Linked DNA regions of Homo sapiens: region 1 is linked to region 2. Evidence: read pairs that join two places in POLR2A ChIA-PET (ENCODE). Cell type or tissue: Caco-2. All regions are shown on one strand. Links, peaks and the distances in the headings refer to the core of each region. The heading gives the core; the rest is flanking DNA.

What was found. Peaks named below come from ENCODE experiments on the same cell type or tissue, not always from the same donor. Only the 100,000 strongest peaks of a DNase experiment are listed, where the experiment ranks them.
Region 1: POLR2A ChIA-PET joins it to region 2 with 6 read pairs; 14 of 35 experiments call an interaction of 5 or more read pairs at or near these places.

What each region holds. Positions count from the first base shown.
Region 1 is chr11:761,306-765,819 of GRCh38, reverse strand. It overlaps TALDO1 (transaldolase 1), which reads right to left. Exons shown (of 8, transcript NM_006755.2): 5 at 2,301-2,476; 6 at 1,876-2,073; 7 at 1,387-1,532; 8 at 808-1,007. The coding sequence ends at 975. Among named protein-coding and RNA genes, the nearest start is that of GATD1, 14 kb to the left of the region's middle. RefSeq lists a silencer at 68-481 and an enhancer at 2,033-3,232. In Caco-2, for the core only: CTCF peaks have their summits at 353 (motif pointing right) and 3,813; DNase peaks (open chromatin) are centred at 389, 2,489 and 3,199.
Region 2 is chr11:687,172-691,257 of GRCh38, reverse strand. It overlaps DEAF1 (DEAF1 transcription factor), which reads left to right. Exons shown (of 12, transcript NM_021008.4): 3 at 2,798-2,927; 4 at 3,201-3,347. Among named protein-coding and RNA genes, the nearest start is that of DEAF1, 6.0 kb to the left of the region's middle. RefSeq lists enhancers at 1,770-2,693, 3,671-4,086. In Caco-2, for the core only: no CTCF peak of the experiment used is centred there; no DNase peak of the experiment used is centred there.

The sequences.
Region 1 (4,514 bases), core at 209-4,208, 74 kb before region 2:
TCACACCTGTAATCCCAACACTTTGGGAGGCCGGGGTGGGTGGATCACAAGGTCAGGAGTTCAAGACCAGCTTGGCTGAAATGGTGAAACCCTGTCTCTACTAAAATACAAAAAATTAGCCGGGCATGATGGCAGGCGCCTGTAATCCCAGCTACTTGTGGGGGCTGAGGTAAAGAGAATCGCTTGAAACTGGGAGGCGGAGGTTGCAGGGAGCCGAGATCGCACCACTGCCCGGGGCGCACTCCAGCCTGGGCGACAGAGTGAGATTCCGTCTCAAACAACAAAAAAAATGGGGGTGGCGACTTCAAGGCCAGTGGCTGGTGCATGTCGTGCTGCCCCCACAAGGTGGCACCATGACCCCATGCAGGAACCTGGCATCCCATGTAAGGTCTCAGCCACAACAGGACAGGAGGGGGGCGGGGGGCATGGGCAGGGCAGCCTTGACAGGGAACAGGAGGCCCAGGCCCTCAAGAGCAGGAGGGAGGGTCCGGCTGGGACTGCTCCTCTGAGAGGCATCCACATCTGCCCACGCTTGGAGGCTTGAGACTGTTCATCTGTGACCCACCTGGGACAGCACCTTGGGAGCCCCTGGCATCAGAAGCCTGCCCTTTGCCTAACTCCACCAATGGCCTCCCAGCAACAACCCTGACCTGGGTTCCCAGGTGGTGGCCCAGGCGGTGGGTTGTGTCTGGGGTACCCTGACCCCGACCCCATCTCTGAGTCCTAACCTAGGTTACAGCCCATCACAGCTGGGGCAGGTGATGCTTAGGGGACAAAGGGGACGGAGACAGTGAATGAAACAGCACAGGAAAAGTGACTGCTTTAATGTATTAGGCAAAATTTTACATAAAATCAGAAATCTATGATCTGTCCCTGCTCCAATTTGTAAAAAACGCAAGATTCATCAGAAGCCACGTGCAGTCAGATCCCAGCTGGCCGGCGGTGCAGATCTGGAGTCCAGCCTCAGGGATGCGCTACTTTCCATTCTCTGCATTGAACATTCGTTCCTAGAAACAAACAGAGCACGAGCTGTGTCTCCCCACCCTACCTTCTGCACCTTGAAGCCTCACAAGGCACCATGTGGAAGGAGGGAGGCCCTTGTGGGGTCTGCACTCTGTGTGGGGGCCACGGCCACAGGGTGGCCAATACCACAGTCACCACACAGGCCAGAGAGGAGCCAGGACCCACCAAGCATCCTGGGGGCACCCCTGGGTGCCATGCACCCTCCACCCTGGGATGGCCTCAACAGGCCCCACTTGCTGGACAGCACGTGAATGAGACCTGGGGTCTCACCAAAGTTTTAACTCTGCCCAGCTTGAACCCCGACGCCCAGGCCCGGGCTCTCATAGGGCTTGGCATATGTAGGTACCCACACACAACACTCACTGTCAGCATCCGCTCCAGCTTCACTGCATCAGCGGCAAACTTGCGGATCCCGTCAGAGAGCTTCTCCACAGCCATCTGGTCCTCGTTGTGCAACCAACGGAAAGACTTCTCATCCAGGTGGATTTTTTCCAGGTCACTGGCTTGGGCTGGGGGACAAGAACCAGCCTTCCATGCCTGCTCCATGTCCCTGCCCACCTTGGCCCCTTGGGCTCAGGGCCTGAACTGCTGCACCCAAGCATCTCCCACCAGGGCCAGGCCTTGGCCCCAGCAAGGCTCACGCTGGAAGTGGGGTTCAGCCCACAGAGCCTTGGCTGATGACTTGAGTGAGATGTGTTAGGAAAGCCAAGCCCTCCGTTGAGGTCTACTTCACCCTCATGTCTCCCAAGATGAGCTCGCCCCACAGGTGGGAGGGATCACCCACAGGGCAGCGTGGCACGGCAGTGCTGGCCTTGCCCGAGCAGGAGCCACAGCTGGGCAGTGGGGCCTCACCCGCCTTGGCTGAGAGCACAGGCACCAGCTTGGCGTTGTCCTGCAGCAGCTCTCCCAGGAGCTTGGGTGAGATGGTGAGGAAGTCACAGCCGGCCAGTGCTTTGATCTCGCCCGTGTTGCGGAAGGAGGCGCCCATGACAATGGTTTTGTAGCTAAACTTCTTGTAGTAGTTGTAGATTTTAGTGACACTCTTTACCCCTGGAAAGAGACCAAGCTGTGACCAGGAAGGCTTCGGCAGAGGTACCACCCCACCTGCCCTCCCAGTGCCTGCCGGCTGCACTACCTTGAGCCGCCACCCCTGCCTGCCCCGCGCCGACCTGTGCACCTCACTGCTTGTTGATGCGGCAGCTCCGTCTCGGGCTCTTCCTGCCTGAGGTGCTGCTGAGGCTGCTCCCCTTACCCCATTACCACAGAGGGACCCTCACCAGGGTCTTCCAGGGGCTCATAGGATTTCTTGTCGGTGTTTGCCACATGCCAATCAAGGATGCGCCCAACAAATGGGGAGATGAGGGTCACACCCGCCTCGGCACAGGCCACAGCCTGGGCGAAGGAGAAGAGTAACGTCATGTTGCAGTGGATGCCGTGCTGCTCCTCGAGCTCCCTGCGGGGCGGGGACAGGTGAGGGCGGGGCAGGTGAGGGCGGGGACAGGTGAGGGCGGGGGCGGGTGAGGGCGGGGACGGTGAGGGCGGGGATGGGTGAGGGCGGGGGCGGGTGAGGGCGGGGGCAGGTGAGGGCGGGGCAGGTGAGGGCGGGGCAGGTGAATGCAGGCCAGGTGCCCACCCAGAGCCACAGGCTGCCAAAGACGCTCACGGGCCTTAAACTAAAAAGGCAGGAACAGGCTCATGCCATTGTTAAGAACAAATCGGTAAGACTCGAGGGCTCTAAGTGGATAGTGGGTTATGGGTGACCAGGATTTTCTCCAACCCACATGACACAATAGACAAAGGCAAGGGAGGCCCTCTGGGTGCCCGTGCTCTTGCGCCAGGCCGTCACCTCATCCCAGAACTCACCAGGGCTCAGCTCCCAGGCTAGAACCACTGAGTCATCTCTGACCACATTCCAGTCCTCACCCTGTTCCACCCTACCCATTCCTGGGGCCACCCTGCAGCAGGCCCGTAGCACCCTGGTTTCTGCTGAGAGGAGCCCCTTGGCCTCACTAGGCCACTTGCCCAAATCCCAGTGCACTTTGGACATCCTGGGGTTGATCCCCAAGGACGGAGCAGTGCCCATACTTTGCCATGTGGCTGGGGCATGGGATGAGACAGCCAAGGCTCTGCTCAGGCACCTTCAGACACAAGTTCCCTCCCCAGGCGCCTCTGCCACATGGCCACACGGGGGTGTTCGAGGGGGACAGCAGATGGCACAGCTGAGTTGGGAAACAGCCTGCAGTTCCTCCAGCAGTCACCCAGAGACTCCACTCCTAGGCATATGCCCACGAGAAACAAAAACACATGTCCAGGACAAAACTTGCACATCTGTGTTCAGAGCAGCAGATGTGTTCATAGCAGCAGATGTGTTCAGAGCAGCAGCATACATCACAGCCCGAGAAATGGAAACCGACCACAGCAATATACATCACAGCTCAAGAGATGGAAACTGACCAGGTGTCCACCAACAGATGAATAACTGTGGCCTATCCATAAAATGGAGTATTTTCCAACATATAAAAACAAATGGTCCGGCCAGGTGCAGTGGCTCAAACCTGTGATCCCAACACTTTGGGAGGCCGAGGCGGGCGGATCACCTGAGGCTGGGAGTTTGAGATCAGCCTGACTAACATGAGAAACCCCATCTCTACTAAAAATATAAAATTAGGCGGGAGTGGTGGCGCCTGCCTGTAATCCCAGCTACTCCGGAGGCTGAGGCAGGAGAATCTCTTGAACCCCAGAGGTGGAGGTTGCAGTGAGCTGAGATAGCACCATTGCACTCCAGCATGGACGAGAATGAAACTCCGTCTCAAAAACAAAAAAAAACAAAAAAACACACAAATGAGGCCAGGCACAATGGCTCATGCCTATAATCCCAGCACTTTGGGAGGCCAAGATGGGTAGAGATCTCTTGAGCCCAGGGGTTCGAGACCAGCCTGGGGAACGTGGTGAAATTACCCAGGAGTGGTATGTGTGCTTGTCATCCCAGCCACTTGGGGGACTGAGGTGGAAAGATAGCTTGAGCCTGGAGTCAAGGCTGCAGTGAGCCAAGTTCGTGCCACTGCACTCCAGCCGTGGTGAAAAAGTGAGATGCTATCTCAGAGCAGGTCAGTGATGGCAGGTGGTAGAACATGCAGACACACAGATGTGGAAACAAAACACCTCTTCCTGATGCGAATTATTTGAGTATAGCATTGGCTGCTTCTGGGTGAGAACATCATAGAGGAGTTTTACTTTGTTTTATACATTTTCTGTCTCTTCCACTCTGAACGTACATATGTTTGGTTTGGTTTTTCTGAGACAGGGTCTCACTCTGTCACCCAGGCTGGAGTGCAGTGGTACGATCATAGCTACTGGAACCTCAACTTCCCAGGCTCAAGCGATCCTCCCGCCTCAGCCTCCTAAGTAGCTGGAATCACAGGGGTGGGCTAGTTTTTCTTTTCTTTTTTTTTTTTTTTTTTGAGATGGAGTCTCATTCTGTCACCCAGGCT
Region 2 (4,086 bases), core at 87-4,086:
TGTGGCCTGCGTTGGGCAGGGACTCCCAGCAGGCTGCTGTCCGGCCACAGTTCAGCCTCTGCCCGAGGCCCGGCCCTGCCTGTGCTCCTTATCCTATAGCTGCAGGGCCAGCTGAAAGAAGCAAGGCGTTTCCCTCCCCCATATCCTGTTCTCGTAGCATTTATGGTGCAGTCTCCCACGCCTGACTGCTGTCTACTTAGAAAACTGCTGAAAGCCAGTTGCATTTCAAATAGTGTCTGTGCCACCTTCAGAGCCCTTTTGTGATCATGTTTTATCAGCTTATTTTATGTTTTATGTGTGGGGCCTTCGGCGATCTGGGGACATCTGGTCAACCAGGGCAGGCAACCTTGTTTCCAAGTGGCAGATGCCAGGGTGGGTCCAGTCTCCAGAAAGGGATTTTCCCTGGGACCATTGGCACCTGTTACTTGTAGTCTTTTCAGCCTTGGTCACATACCTGGGACATCATCTCCATATACCTGAAAGCAGAGTGGTTATTTGTTTGTTTTGTTTTTGAGACGGGGTCTTGCTCTGTCACCTAGACTGGAGTGCAGTGGTGCAATCTCGGCTCATTGCAACCTCCGCCTCCTGGGTTCAAGCCATTCTTGTGCCTCAGCCTCCTGAGTAGCTGGGATTACAGGCGTGTGCCACCATGCCAGGCTAATTTTTGTATTTTTAGTAGAGACAGGTCACCATGTTGTCCAGGCTGGCCTCAAACTCCTGACCTCAGGTGCCCGCCTTGACCTCCCAAAGTGCTGGGATTATAAGGATTATAGGTGTGAGCCACCACACCCGGCCTGAAAGCACAGTTATTGTTAGAATGGCAGCAAACAGAAAACTTGTGAAGGACTTCAGTAAAAACATAAGAAACTTGGAAACCCCCTCCCCTGCCCTCCCCTCCCCTGCCCTCCCCTCCCCTGCCCTCCCCTCCCCTGCCCTCCCCTGCCCTCTCCTCCCCTCCCCTCCCCTGCCCTCCCCTGCCCTCCCCTGCCCTGCCCTCCCCTCCCCTCCTCTCCCCTCCCCTCCCCTTCCTTTTTGACAGAGTCTTTCTCTGTTGCCCAAACTGGAGTGCAGTGGAGTGATCTCAACTCACTGCAACCTCCACCTCCTGGGTTCCCCATGTTGTCCAGGTAGTCTCAAACTCCTGACCTCAGGTAGCTACCATCTCGGCCTCCCAATGTGCTGGGATTACAGGCATGAGCCACCGCACCCAGCCCAGAAACTTGGCTTATTTCTGGTGGGTGTGAGAACACACACAAGCTGACCCATGGCCACGTGGCGATCTGTGTTTTCAGTCAGGCTGCTCCTTCCTGGCAGTGGGGTCTGGGCACCTCCTCATTTCCTAGGAGGGGCTGAAGCCCAAGGCACCTGTGGGTGCCTGGAACGTGCTGACGTCATGGAGCGGGGGTGTCCTGCAAGTGCCTGAGGCTGGTTTTCTCCCCTCCAGGCCAGGAAGACCAGAGACTGGTGTGTTCCTGTTTGGAAACTGACAACAAAGCGGGGCACGGTCTGAAATAACTGTGTGTTCCCTTCCTAAGAAAAATACTCTGTGACTCTTAAACAAACACAAGACATTCCTTTTCTCCAGTGAAGAGCTGCAGGTCTTTGGTGACTCAGGCACAGCAGTAGGACCCCCTGTGTGAGCCCAGGCGTCAGGCATGTGTGTTGGGGGTCCCTCCACTCCATGATAAACTTCTACTCAAGTGCTCTGATTTGACAGTGACATTTTCAGATGTAGGAAACAGTTGTCAGCTGGGCGCGGTGGCTCCTGCCTGTAATCCCAGCACTCTGGGAGGCCGAGATGGGCAGATCATGAGGTCAGAAGATGGAGACCATCCTGGCTAACACGGTGAAACCCCATCTCTACTAAAAAAAAAAATGCAAAAAATTAGCCTGGTGTGGTGGTGGGCGTGTGTAGTCCCAGCTACTTAGGAGGCTGAGGCAGGACAATAGCGTGAACCCGGGAGGCGGAGCTTGCAGTGAGCCGAGATGGCGCCACTGCACTCCAGCCTGGGTGACAGAACGAGTCTCCGTCTCAAAAAAAAAAAAAAAAAAAAAGAAAAAGAAAAAAAGAAACAGTTGTTTTCTCACTTTGCCTCGGTTGGTTTTGTATTCAGAATGAAAACCTTGGGGCACCCAAAACACGGGGTTCAGAGAGGCCCCTGGAAGTCTCTGGTCTGCCCCACCGTGGGGTGAACAGAGCCTGCAGGCCAGAGTTTGCCGGATGACTTGGCCAAGGTAGGGTTCAAGTTCCAGCAGTGGTGTGTGGGCATGGAGACTCTGGCTTCCTGTGGCGGGGTCTGTGCCGCCTGAAGGCTGATTTTGGAAGCAGGCAGCAGTTGCAGCAGCTTCAGCCAGTGTGGAAATGTGGTTTTGAGGCCCTGGTCTCCAGTTGCCATCTGTAAGGAGGTCTGGAGGGCGGTCCTGCACAAGGCCTTGTCTGTGGCGGCCAACTCGGTCTGTTGGAAACTCTGCATGAAGACGGTGACCTTGTGGGAGCGGCTCAGGTGGAAGGGAGGGTGTTTCTTGTTTGTGGAGCACCTTTCTTCCTTCCCTTTGACAAATGATGGCAAGCATTTTCCTCAGCACCACACAGACTTCGGCATTGTCTGTTCTTGTTCTTGGCTCTGTTTTCAAGTCTTTGAGAGGTATCTTTGGAAAAGATATGGGGTGCCTAGGTGAGCGTCCCTTCTTGGTGAGAACAGCCAGAGAGCCCTGCTGGAGGACGGCCCAGCTGGGCTCAGTGACACGCCTGGTGTCACTCTCGGACGTGACCTGACGGAGCGGTTTTTCCTTCTAGTCTGGTAGGACGGCCCTTCAGATCGGGGACAGCCTGAACACCGAAAAAGCGACACTGATTGTCGTCCACACAGATGGGAGCATCGTGGAGACCACCGGGCTGAAAGGCCCGGCAGCTCCCCTCACCCCAGGTACAGCGGTGCCTGCACCCCAGGCCTCGGGCAAAACACGTTTCAGAATAGCTAGAATTTATTTCAGGGATTTATTTACTTGTTTCTTTTTGTGGTAAATTTGGAATATCATCTATTAATAGATTTTAAGTAAAAGCATTGGAATTTTCCTGACCAAGAAGTTTTTCCGCCGTTGAAGGAGGTGGCGCTGCCGGGGAGGTGGTGTCTGAGATGAGAGTGTACTATGCTTCCCGGTGTCCGGCCTCTCACCTTCAAACACTTTCTCTGCCCAAGGTCCTCAGTCTCCTCCAACCCCTCTGGCTCCCGGCCAAGAAAAAGGTGGAACTAAATACAACTGGGACCCTTCTGTGTACGACAGTGAGCTGCCCGTACGGTGCCGGAACATCAGCGGCACTCTGTACAAGAACAGGCTCGGCTCAGGTGAGGACTGCCACTTCAGACTCCAAAGTTGTATTCCCCTTTGTAACCCCCCTAGCATAAATTGGGGGCTGAGAAAGATGAAAATCATGGCACCTAGAACTAGTTAAGAAGACAGGGCTGGGCGCGGTGGCTGATGCCTGTAATACCAGCACTTTGGGAAGCCGAGGCGGGTGGATCAGAGGTCAGGAGATCGAGACTATCCTGGCTAACACGATGAAAACCCGTCTCTACTAAAAATACAAAAAATTAGTGGAGCGTGGTGGCAGGCGCCTGTAGTCCCATAGTCCCAGCTACTCGGGAGGCTGAGGCAGGAGAATGGCGTGAACCCAGGAGGCAGAGCTTGCAGTGAGCTGAGATCACGCCACTGCACTCCATCCTGGGCGACAGAGCGAGACTCCGTCTCAACAACAACGACAACAAAAAAACAAGACAAAAGGTGCAGGTGACACCCAGTTCCTGTGAACTGAGCTGAGGCCTGGGAGAGGCACGGGACAGGGCTGCGCCCAGGAACCATCTGGGGGTGAAAAGCCATCGTGACCCACGGGACAGGAGACAAGCGAGAAGAAGCAGGAGGGAGGCAGGGCTGGGACGTGTTCCTCAAGTTGCCAGGTTAGCTTGGGACTTGTAGATGAAGGCTCTGGAAGTGGGTACCAGAGGTGCTCAGTGTGGGACCTGGTTGAGCTTGCACTGCCTGTGGACAGCGGGTGGAGAGATCACGTAGGGGGTCAGAGGCACAGGC